Linked DNA regions of Homo sapiens: region 1 is linked to region 2. Evidence: chromatin loops called from intact Hi-C (ENCODE). Cell type or tissue: PC-3. All regions are shown on one strand. Links, peaks and the distances in the headings refer to the core of each region. The heading gives the core; the rest is flanking DNA.

The links. Hi-C counts contacts between places; a loop is a spot of excess contacts. Peaks named below come from ENCODE experiments on the same cell type or tissue, not always from the same donor. Only the 100,000 strongest peaks of a DNase experiment are listed, where the experiment ranks them.
Region 1: a loop joins it to region 2, with 2.4 times the contacts of the local background. A loop is called at or near these places in 5 of 110 quality-filtered maps.

What each region holds. Positions count from the first base shown.
Region 1 is chr11:76,143,655-76,150,806 of GRCh38, forward strand. It overlaps UVRAG (UV radiation resistance associated), which reads left to right. Exons shown (of 15, transcript NM_003369.4): 15 at 1-578. Among named protein-coding and RNA genes, the nearest start is that of WNT11, 59 kb to the right of the region's middle. In PC-3, for the core only: a CTCF peak has its summit at 3,237; a DNase peak (open chromatin) is centred at 5,687; H3K27ac peaks cover 869 bases.
Region 2 is chr11:76,081,812-76,086,811 of GRCh38, forward strand. All of the region lies in intron 13 of UVRAG (UV radiation resistance associated), which reads left to right. Among named protein-coding and RNA genes, the nearest start is that of WNT11, 120 kb to the right of the region's middle. In PC-3, for the core only: no CTCF peak of the experiment used is centred there; a DNase peak (open chromatin) is centred at 2,000; H3K27ac peaks cover 838 bases.

The sequences.
Region 1 (7,152 bases), core at 844-5,843, 63 kb after region 2:
GTCTGCAGTTTCTGCCATGACCTGGGTAGAACCTATGGGATTACCCGTCTCCTGGAATAACTGTTTGACGTTTTCCAAAGTTGTAGAGTTAGTATGGCCTCTGTTTAAAGTGGCTGGGGCCAAAATAAGGGATGAGTTATTATCTCCTACTAACCTTTTAGTTTTGTAAATCACTAAGAAAATTGTTTGCTTGGAAGATATAAGTTGAATTGGAAACTCATTACTATCTATTTCTGAACTGCTAAGAACCCTTTCAGTTTTCTTACAGCTGAGACACTTTTAAACAGCGGGCAAATGTTATCAAATGAATATTTGATTGTGTTTTTTCTCTTCACTTCCCCTTAACCACTTTAGAAATTCCAGAGATTTTTTTCCCCTCAGAATATTAGTTTTGGAAGATTGTGCCCAGCTATATATTTTTTAGCAGTTCTAATGGTGCCCATTTATCCTGACCTAACCAGTTATTTAAATAATTTTTTAAACCACCACGAATAATAAATGGCATGTGAAACTGATCTGTTGGTAACTGGAAGAAAACTCAGCATCTGTATTTATACAATAAAATTGATTAGTATTTATTTTGAGAGTTAAAAGTGTATATTATTTCCCTGCTATGTTTGAGTCCTGTCTTCATTGTTTTGAATTTCATATTGAAGCTGGGTTAACCACGAAAACCTTGTTCTTAAAGAGTCAGCCAGCATTTATCTAGCACACTTGCTCTCACACGCTCACACACACTCTCTCTGCACATGTGTGTAAGGGACTGGGCTAAACAAGGTTAAGAGATGAGTAAACCTTGACCTCTGCCACGTTCTCTAGTGGGGCTCACAGGTATGTTAGCTATTAATGATAATTCCGTGTGCTAAATTCTGTGATGGAGAGATGTATAGCCATTCTACGGAATGCAGACAAAGCTATTAATTGTCACTCAAGGGTCAGGAAAGATCCATGGAAGTAATGCAGATTAAAGATATGTAAGATTTCACATTGTGGAACAGCATGGGCACAGGCCCAGAGGCAAGGCCTTGGGTGTGAGCTTGGAAAACAGCAGGGAGTGTGCTGTGCTTGGGGCCTGAATGGGTGTGAAGAAGGGCAAAAGGGGAAACTGAGTTATAGGCCAATTGGAAAAACTTAAGGTGCCAAATAAAGAGATTTGGATGAATCCGGTAGGCAACTGGTAGGTACCCTTTCCAGACTTGAAGCAAAAGAGTAACTTGGTTAGATCTGACTTACGACTTGCAGCTAGTTTCAGGCTGGACTCCAGTGATACTTGCTTGAGTCTATTTAATCATCTTTCCTTTCTGTTTGGGAAAGAAAAATCTGTATCTGAAAAAGAGATGCATCCCTCTGTCCCTAGTATTTTCAGGGAACGATATGGTTTGGATGTTTGTCTCCTCCAAATCTCATGTTGAAATGTGATTCCCCATGTTGGAGGTGGGACCTGGTGGGATGTGATTGGATCATGGAGGCAGACCCTCATGAATGGCTTAGCACCATCCGTTTGATGATAAGTGAGTTCTCAGTTCACCCAGGATCTTGTTGCTTAAGAGAGTCTGGGATCTCCCTCGAGACCATCCTGGCTAACACAGTGAAACCCCATCTATACTAAAATACAAAAAATTAGCCAGGCATGGTGGCAGGTGCCTGTAGTCCCAGCTATTCAGGAGGCTGAGGCAAAAGAATCGCTTGAACTGCGGAGGTGGAAGTTGCAGTGAGCCGAGATCGCGCCACTGCATTCCAGCCAGGGCAACAGAGTGAGACTCCATCTCAAAAAAAAAAAAAAAAAAAAAAAAAGGAAGAGTCTGGGATCTCCCTTTTGTCTCTTGCTATCGCTCTTGCCATGTGACATGCTGGCACCCCATCGACTTCTGCCATGATTGTAAGCTTTCTGAAGCCTGCCCAGAAGCTGAGCAAATGTTGGCACCATGCTTATATAGCCTGCAGAATCGTGAGCCAATTAAACATCTTTCCTGTATAAATCACCCAGCCTCTGGTATTCCTTTATCGCAACACAAAAATGGACTAATACAGGTACATATTGAATAAATCTGGGTTTTTACTGTGTAGTACAGAGTGCAGCCAGCATCTCTTCTTTAGAAGCTAGATTCTGAATGCTCTGTGGCACCTGTTCACTTCTCTGCAACTCTGCTGCTTTGAAGCTATGACCCTGGAAGTCACTGAGCTTTTGAGAACCTCCATTTCATCTGTAAAGAAGTAGAAAGGACTCTGCCCTTCCCAATTACGTTTGCAGGGGACCCACCACATCATAGGTGCTCCATCAATGTTGGTTACCTTGGGTCCCAGAGGAAGCCACTTTGCCAGGATAGAAGGGATGCCTAGGACTCAGCAGGTTTCCTGTTCTAGCACTTGGAGCACAGCCACTTAACCTCTCTGGATTTGGCTCCTAATCTGTGAAGTAGGGATAATACCCCACCCCTGAGGACTGATAGAATGTTAGAAGAGATAAACATCTTCGTGAAAGCACTGAATGATCTTTACAAAGCACCATGCACATCGGGAGGAATTAGTCACTCAACGAGGATTTCTTGCGTTCTATGTTTCAGGCTTTGGTGGGATTGTTGAAATACAGATACTCATTCTATACACATTGAGAATGTGTACTAGGGCTGAAACTAGTCTTTTGAAAACCTGAGCTCTGCAGGTGCAGTGGCTTATGCCTGTAATCCCAGCACTTTGGGAGGCAAAGGCGGGTGGATCACTTGAGGTCAGGAGTTCGAGACCGGCCTGGCCAACATGGTGAAACCCCGTCTCCACTAAAAATACAAAAATCAGCCAGGCGTGGTGGTGCGCACCTGTAATCCCAGCTACTCCAGAGGCTGAAGCAGGAGAATCACTTGAACTTGGGAGGGGGAGGTTGCAGTGAGCCGAGATCACGCTTCTGCACTCCAGCCTGGGCGACAGAGCGAGACTCTGTCTCAAAAAAAAGAAAAAAAGAAGAAAATCCAGGCTCTAAACAAATGGGAAGTATTTCAAAGTGCTTTAGTGGTAGATGGCACCAACGAGGTGTAGAGACATGGCCTCTCAGCCTTAATTTCCAGTTTCTAGCCCCTGGCAGATGAGCTGCCTTAGGCCCACTCTCGCTCGTGAATGTTCTCTAACACGGCTTCTGGCGGCCTCAGTGAATGAGTTGGTGCCCAGAGCTCTTGATTCTGCTTGAAGTAGATAGCTCTCTTTTTCTTTTTTTCCCCCCTTAGCACATCTAATTATAGTTTTGTAGGTAGACAGCTCAGCCTTGTGGATTTTAAATGAATAAAAAAAGACAAGTCTTTAAAACAATTCCACACTTTTTAAAGGCCAGCACTGTCAGCAATCCAGAACAAGAACGAGTATGAGTCTAGATATGAAAGAGACAGCCAGTTGGTGAAATAGCTGTAGCCAAGCCCAGGCACAGAACTACAAGGGGGAGAGTGGCAGGCGCAGGTCATTTTGGCTGTGTGTACAAAACACAGTTCTAGGGCGCCTCAGATGAGAAAGTCTCGGAGGGTGAGGGGGCAGGACTAATGGACCGCCTGAAGCTAAGGAGAGGACAGGAGCACTTGGGAAGGAAGCGGTCTGGGGGGCCTAACTGAGCAGCACCCTGCCTCACAGGAGAGCAAGTCACAGACGTTTCAGCCCCAACGCTGCCGCTCACTGGCTATGTGACCCCGGCGAGGCGCTTGACTTCTCTGAGCCCACGTGCTGGTCTGTAAAGTGAAGTCAGCCCCTTGTTCTGTATTTCCTTTGATCCTGGATGGAGGCTTCTCTTGCCCTAAGAGCAAATTTGTATTCTTTCTTCAAAACCTGTCTCCAATTGCTTTGGGGCCCAGAGCACGACACGACAGGAGAGGCCTCTCACCTGCCACTATGCCTATTTGTGAAGAACTTGGCACAGTTCATGACAGCCTGCTTCTGATCAGGGTGGTTTGTATGTAGCAGAACAGCTTCCACCCTGCCATCGGTTCAAAGTCCATGGCACAAGAGCTTGTAAAATGTGTAGTAAAAATTAATAAAACAGCCAGCTTAAAAAATTCAGCCTCAGTGTGACTTTTACTGTTGCTAAGGATAGACCCCAGTCATCACAAAAAGGATACATTGATTTTAGTTTGATAGGAAAATGCATAAAATAGTTTAAGGAAGTATATTATTCAAAATGGTTAAAATAAGTTGATGCTTTAAGGGACAAACTTGTTCTCTCAAAAGTTTACTTGCAAAAACTTTTTTAGAAAATTTTAGGCCGGGCGCGGTGGCTCATGCCTGTAATCCCAGCACTTTGGGAGGCAGAGGTGGGCGGATCACGAGGTCAGGAGATCAAGACCATCCTGGCTAACACGGTGAAACCCCGTCTCTACTAAAAAAAAAAAAATACAAAAAAATTAGCCGGGCGTGGTGGCAGGCGCCTGCAGTCCCAGCTACTCAGGAGGCTGAGGCAGGAGAATGGCGGAACCCAGGAGGCGGAGGTTGGAGTGAGCCGAGATCGTGCCACTGCACTCCAGCCTGGGCGACAGAGCGAGACTCCATCTCGGAAAAAAAAAAAAATTTTTTTAGTTATGCAGAACACCTTATCCCTCAAAGAAACCAGCCTCACTGTGTATTTCCACAGATTACTCACTCTTTGGGTCAAGGGTCAGGCACACTTGATGTGAGAAGACTCCAGGCTTCTTTGTGTGCAGGTGATATGTGACCTTTTGTTCATGCAGCACACGTCTCCAGAGCCTGCTGACCTCAGCACAGGCCCTTTGCTGCCAAAAACCTGCTGGCCACCTGGACTTCTCAGCCCCAACCTGTGCCTAAGCGTTGCCTTCAGTGGCATACAGTAGGTGCTCCTGAGGTGTGCGTGTCGGTATGGGGCGGGGCAGTGTGAGTGAGGAAGAGCACAGGCTGAGTTTGGTAAGTCACACCTGTGTCTGTCTCTTGGTCCCCTGGGAGCTCTGTGAAGGCCCAGTGTTCCCAGAATGAGCATCGGAAACCTTTAGAAGCAGAGCTGTCCCAGGATCATAGAAGACTGTGGAACTGTGTTATTGTAAACAGTAAGTCACACTGATTCTCAGTAAATATTCTGAGTGCTAATGAGCCACCACCAGCTGGGAAACCAGAACAGGAGCTGAGGCCCTGGTGCCCTGTCCTGCCCTGCGCACATCTATACGGCGACGCCTGCTTTCTCTCCATGGTGATGCAGTGATCCCTCAAACAGGCACAGTGTTTTTCCTGTCTCAACGCTCCCCCCAAATAATTGCATTTGATCCCAAGGCCAGCCTGCAGAGTGTGTGGGCAAGGTGTTCCCATCACTACTTGACCCAGGAACCCACAGGAAACCCCCAAAGAAGGATGACCTGCTGAAGATCACACAGATCCCAAGGCCACACTGGGGCCGGACCAGGCCCTGACCTCTCCCCCAGGGCTCTTTCTTCCGCACCCCAAGCCCTGTGGAGGCCCCACAGCCTCTCCTTCTGTCCCACCCATCTGAACATCCTGCCCTCTGCCGAGAGTCCTCCCGACTCCGCAGCCCCAGTTAAGAGGGAGGAGCAAATCCGGGGGACATCTCTGTGCAGGGAGTGGAAAAACTGAGCACCTCACAGCATTGTGCTATGGGGTGTGGAGCAACTTTAAGGGGGAAAAATGTGTATTTATAACTGCCGGAAATGCGATATAACTGTCAAAAGTCCATGAGGTCGGCCGTGTACATAATGACTCACAGGCATAAAAGGGGCGGGGGTAAGAGGGGCAGGAGGTGCTTCTTTGAGGACTCCCCTTAGCTGTGTCTGACAGGCAGGTCGAGGGGGTGAAACGGGGCCAGGGCTACCAGCCAGGGTAAGAAGCAAGAACAAAGGCGTTGCTGGGAACCTGCATTACTCGTGCGTTTAATGGTTACTGACTGCACACTGCACACCAAGCGCTGGACTAGGCTCCAGGGTGAGAAATGCACAAGGCAGACACAGTGCCTGCCCTCAGGAAGCTGCCAGGCCTGTGGCTGAGACAGGAAAGTACAGAGGGCACAGAGCTGCGCTGGAGCTGGGTGTAAGGCAGGTAGTTGGGGAGGGGAGGACTGAGCCTGTGTCTGAGGGCCGGGGGCAGGGGATATGGCTGGGTGGGGGGAAGGAGGGGGATCTGTGCACAGGGTTAGCAGAAGAGCGGCCAGAACAGAGGCCCAAGGAGCTTCCCCCAAGGCTGAGCGTGGAAGACTGTGGGACTAGACACAGGACAGAAACCATGGAGATGGGGAAGGGTCAACAGGGCCAAAGACCCAGGAGCCATGGGAGGTGAGGGCAGGCACAGCCTGAAGCCCTTGGTGACCTCCATGGGAGCTGTTTCAGGGTTGGGGAGCAGCAAGGAAGCAAGGGGCAGTGGGCGTGCACAGTGGGGAAGTAGAGACAGTGAGTGTAGACAACTCTTGCGAGTTTAGCTATAAAGTGCTGGAGAAAAATATGGGTGGGAGTTGGAGGGGACTGTGAGACCGAAGGAAGATTTCCTGTAAATGCGAGTGGGATGGAGCCAGTAGCAGGGAGAAGGCAAAGGTTCAGGAAGAAGACGGGACAATGAAAGGAGCAAGGCCCCAGAGAAAATTTGGGGTGACAGGGGAGAAGGGGGAGCCCCAGGGCATGGTGAGGACAGCAAGGAAGGGTGGCCGGGCAGGAGTGGGCTGAGCTGTCCATCTGCATGGGTGGGAGGCTGCAGGCGAATTTCCCGCCTGGCCCCTGAAGAGGGACAGCCTGGGATGGGGGCCTGACTGGAGTGACTATTCCAGGGTACAGGCCAGGGCAGAAGGGGCACCATGAAGGTGGCTTGGAGCTTCTTGGGCCTTTTGAAGGAGATTCCTGAGGTTTATGGGAAGGGGTGGTTTGCTGCCCCTGAGTTCAGCATGCCTGGATTATAATCACCTCCTCCCCAGGCGCTCTTCAGCTACTCTTGTGCCCTCTAGCCCACTCTCCACATGGCAAGCACCTGACCTGTCCTAAACACAGCTCTCACCCTATGAGAACTGTTACATAAAAGAAAGCAACATTTACTTACCTTTGCTATATGCATTGTACACACTAGTTAACTGGATAGTTGGTGAAGGGAAGTTTCTCTTATATAAATATTCCAAGTAAAAAGATTCAGAAGGGATCATAGAATTAGGCTGTCAGCTCTTCGCAACTCCTAAATAATGAGCAC
Region 2 (5,000 bases), core at 1-5,000:
ATATATCGACAATATGTTCATCATTAATTAAGGTATATTTATGTAATCAAATACTGTGCAGCCATGAAACCATAGCAATGATAGGGACGAATTTCACCAGCATGATGTAGAGTAAAAGAACCAAAGCAAAAAAAAAAAAAAAAATCCACAATCATCCTCTATTTATGTATAGTTCAAAACCAAGCAAGATTAAACGATATTATTTAGGAATGAAAACTATACAAAAAAACAAGGGTAGTGACTAACTACCTCTGGAAGTGAGAAGGGGTTATAATGAGAAAGGGGCTTGTGGAAGGCTTCTGGGGCACCAGCAGCATTGTATTTCTTGACCGAGTGGTGGTAACACAGGGGTTTGCTTTATAATCCTGATCCTTTAAACAATGTGTATGTGTGTTTCATTTATTTTTCTATATGCATATTATATCTTGCCATTAAAAAATCATAGGTGGCTAGGCACGGTGGCTCACGCCTGTAATCCCAGCACTTTGGGAGGCCGAGGCGGGCAGATCACGAGGTCAGGAGATCGAGACCATCCTGGCTAACACGGTGAAACCCTGTCTCTACTAAAAATACAAAAAATTAGCCAGGCGTGGTGTCGGGCGCCTGTAATCCCAGCTACTCGGGAGGCTGAGGCAGGAGAATGGCATGAACCCGGGAGGCGGAGCTTGCAGTGAGCGGAGATGGCACCACTGCACTCCAGCCTGGGCAACAGAGCGAGACTCCGTCCCAAAAAAAAAAAAAAAAAAAACATAGGTAACAATTTTTTAAACTGTATAACACTATTTCATCAAATTCTTGTCATCTCTTGAAAAATAATTGCCATTACAAAGGATGGCAAGGACTTCGTATTTCAGCATCATATATCAGAAGAAAAAGAATTTTCAGCTAGAGCGCTTAAGCATTGTCTTAGCTTTACACATAAGAATATCTACTTTGGGCCAGGTATGGTGGCTCATGCTTGTAATCCTAGCACTTTGGGAGACCGAGGCAGATGGATCACTTGAGCCCAGGAGTTCAAGACCAACCTGAGCAACATGATGAAACCTCATCTCTACTAAAAATGCAAAAAAATCCTAGCTGGGTGTGGTGATTCACACCTCTAGTCCCAATTACTTAGGAGGCTGAGGTGGGAGGATTGATTCCCAGGAGGTCAAGGCCACAGTGAGCTGAGATTGCACCACTGCACTCCAGCCTGGGTGACAGAGACCGTGTCTCAAAAAAAGAGTATCTGCTTTTGATCACACAATATATCCTTGTAACAAATCTGCATGTGTACCCCCTGAATCTAAAAGTTTAAACTAAAACAAAAAAGAATATCTGCTTTTATTGATACCTATATGCAAAGAGTGTCTTATTCTTTATTCCTAGTCTTCACAATAACCTTTCAGGTTTTTGTTATTATCCTCATTTTACAGGTGAGGAAACAGGTATAGAATATTTTGGTGGATGAGGAATTTTTAAAAAATAATTGAAACATCTGCATGGACCATTTTTGGTATTTTTTTTTCTCCTTCATGTTATAAAAAGATAAATTACAAACAAGATTTGTGACCATTTTAGGGATGTATACTATTAAAATAAGCCCTAAACAAAAGAATAGACTGAGTTTTGGCTGTTTTTTCTTTCAAATGTACCTGGAAGTATGTAAGATTTCCCAAATGCCTAATAGTAAACGAGCTTTTGGGTATTGGGGCATTTGCCACTTATAGGTCAAGCCCCTGCACTGAGTGTTGAAATAAAGCCTAATTAGAAGAGAAAGTGAGAGAAACAATGTCTACATTTTTAATACACTAATTGTGGTGGTCACTCTATACAAAGTTTGCTGAACTATGACCACTAAGCTAACCGGGAAGAGGAAATTACTTTGTATAACCAAGCCAAAAAATTTTTTTTTAGATTTAGTTCATAATGTCACTTAAGATTCTTCTGAAAGGCTTGTGAACCTTTGCCTTCTTTTAATAAGCCTTCATAATGACAAGGTCCCCTGAGAATGAAATCATCTGAACGGAATGTGCCTGTGTCTTAAAATCTGATAAACATCACTTCATGTTATTCAGGAGATCAAAAGAGACTTAAAACACGTAAATGTTACTTTCAGGTTATTATAACCAAGGAAGCCTGTGGCCCAGCTATCAAAATAACTTAGCTTTAGCAAGTTCTAAGCAGTGGGCTTAGCCAGGTTGGTTAGTGCTGCCTTAGGACTGACCGCACTGTCTTTTGAGTTGACCTGTAACTTTCAATGTAGAATGTAAGTGCTTCATCTCTGAGGCACATTTATGTGTCCCTTAGCTCCTGACACTAATTCATCATTTGCTTTATAGTAATTCCACTCAGACATCATCATCAAGCCCCAGTGGAGGCTACTAAATGATGTGAGTGGATATATTTCCTAATCAGTGACATTAGTTTATATCTCCTTATTAAGATACCCATTAAATTCATACCAGGAGAGATAACATGAACGCTAATGCACTTTACATCTTCCATCAGTGCTTTCTTATTTATTTCTATAAAGGCGGTATTAATATCTGAATTTAAGAGTCCAAGAGAATGTACCGCTTTTATTAATGGTCTAAGATCTTTTATTTTGTTAAGAAATGGAAGATGTGAAAAGCAAAGACATTTATTATCATGTTGTCATTTTTATTCTCTTTCCCTGCCTAGAACATAGCCATTAAAATATACATACTATCATTTATTTTTAAAGTTGTTAATATATTTTATATACTTTTTCCAATAAAATGTATGATCCGAGTTTTCCTGTATTTTATCTTTATAAGTTATCTTATTTTTCTCATTTTAGTCTGAAACTCAGAATATATATAGTGTTTTGTGGACGTTTTGGATATACCAGCCAAAAAGTATTAATTGAATATACTATACTAGGCTCTGGGTGGTGGTGGAGGGAAACAGAAGAAGTTGCTTTATGTGACAAATAGTTCACATGTGTATAAAATCTAATTGTTCTGGCCAGTCGCAGTGGCTCATGCCTGTAATCCCAGCACTTTGGGAGGCTGAGGAAGGCAGATCACTTGGGGTCAGGAGTTGGAGACCAGCCTGGCCAATGTGAAACCCCATTTCTACTAAAAATGCCCCCCAAAAATTAGCCAGGCATGGTGGCGGGTGCCTGTAATCCCAGCTACTCAAGAGGCTGAGGCGTGAGAATTGCTTGAACCTGGGAGGCAGAGGTTGCAGTGAGCCGAGATTGCACCATTGCACTCCAGCCTGGGGGACAGAGCGAGACCCTGTCTCAAAAAAAAAAAAAAAAAAAAAAAAAATCTAATTGTTCTGATGAATCCCCCACCACATTGCCTTAACCAGAATAGTTTGTTCAACAGATATTTCTTCATTTATTATATCCTTTTGAGACATTTGGCAAAGTTACTAATGTGATTTATCATTTGAGGAATCCATAAATTACTGTGTTCAGGAACTATAGCAACATCATGGCAATGTGGTCCCCTTTGTTTGGCTCTGGCTTTTTGCTGTTATTGCTTTCTCAGAACTGATAACTTTTTTTAACAATTAAAGTATAAATTGTGCTGGGATTGTCTGTGTCAGTGCTCGTCAAAGTGTGATCCACAGGCCAGCAGGCAGTCTGTAGTCCATAGAGCTTGTTGTCAGTCTGCAGTAAGATAAGGAAATTGTACCAAATGTGAATCAATTGTGTCACCAAACACACTACTTAGTTCAGATGCAAATTTTTCTTTTGTATCAAGACATTCTGGATGAAGGAAGCAGGGCATTTATTTATATTCTCTCACTAGCTTCTTTGTTACATACTGGCACTTTAGCCTTGGAGTTTAGGCAAATATAAAAAGCAGAATATAATATCCTTTTAAAAATCAGATTTTCTTTTTCACCTTGCAGGGACTTTATTATATATACATCTGCTTGTCTGCTACAGGGGAAACCACTCTAAGCTGGGCATTGGCAAATCACATTACTTATGTCAGTGGAAGGCACATTTAGCATTTTTCAGCATTAGGTCTTGTGATCAAGGTAAGCAGGTTTGTCATTGTCATATTTCCACGTCCTTTTCCATGTGTGTTTTTCACAACTCATCTATCAGCTTGTATTTCTGGAGCTCTTTCTACATGTCAGACACCCCATGCCTGCTGACACCCAGTGCCCTCATTCTACTCTGTTAAAGCCATGAGCCCTGAAGTTGGTGCACCACCAAAATCCACTTTCCCTCCCAGTTCCATAGTATGCAAAGTTCCATTCCCTCAGTAAGCAGATAGCTGACTAACTGAAGGGAAAACAACCTGCTTTAAATAAGTAACACGGGTAATTCACCTTCTGCTTACATATTTGTAATTTAAAATTCGGGCCTGTTAATGGAACTATATAAGACATATTTTTGAACCATGGATGCCCTCGCTTAATCATGAACTTAAATCTTTCTTTAGTTTTTTCCATCATGTATTCTAGAAAGATTTGTCTTTACACATCTGTAAAGCTGCTCACTCCTGCCCTAAAGTGGGTATTGGATTTTCCCACAACCTTTTACTTTGTTTGGTAACCTTCTTGCATGGAATAACCTTGGACAGGGAGACATGAATCCAGGAAACCAATCAGAACTATTCTTCGTATGTTTAAGGATTTAAAGTATTGGCTGTATTTTGTTTTCAGTTGTAAGTATCCTTTCATATTTGAAATTAATTAGATAGAGATTTGGTCTATTTTTTAATGTGTTCCCAGATCTTTGATGGCTTGTTAACATGATGTAGTAGACTAGGAACTTCTAGTTTTGCTTTCATACTTTTAAAAACTAAAGTGCATGTTTCATAAAATTAAAGTGCCTCAAGAGTCAGCTAATATAAAGTAATATTTTACCAAGGTCATAAGTGATTTAATATGAAAGATCATATTTTATCATAAGCATAACAGACTTAACAAAATCTAGACAGACAAATTGCTAGTTTAGAAATGATCTGAACTTATTTTTCCCAAAAAAACAAAGACCCGCAAGACTGTGTATATATGGCAACAGGCAT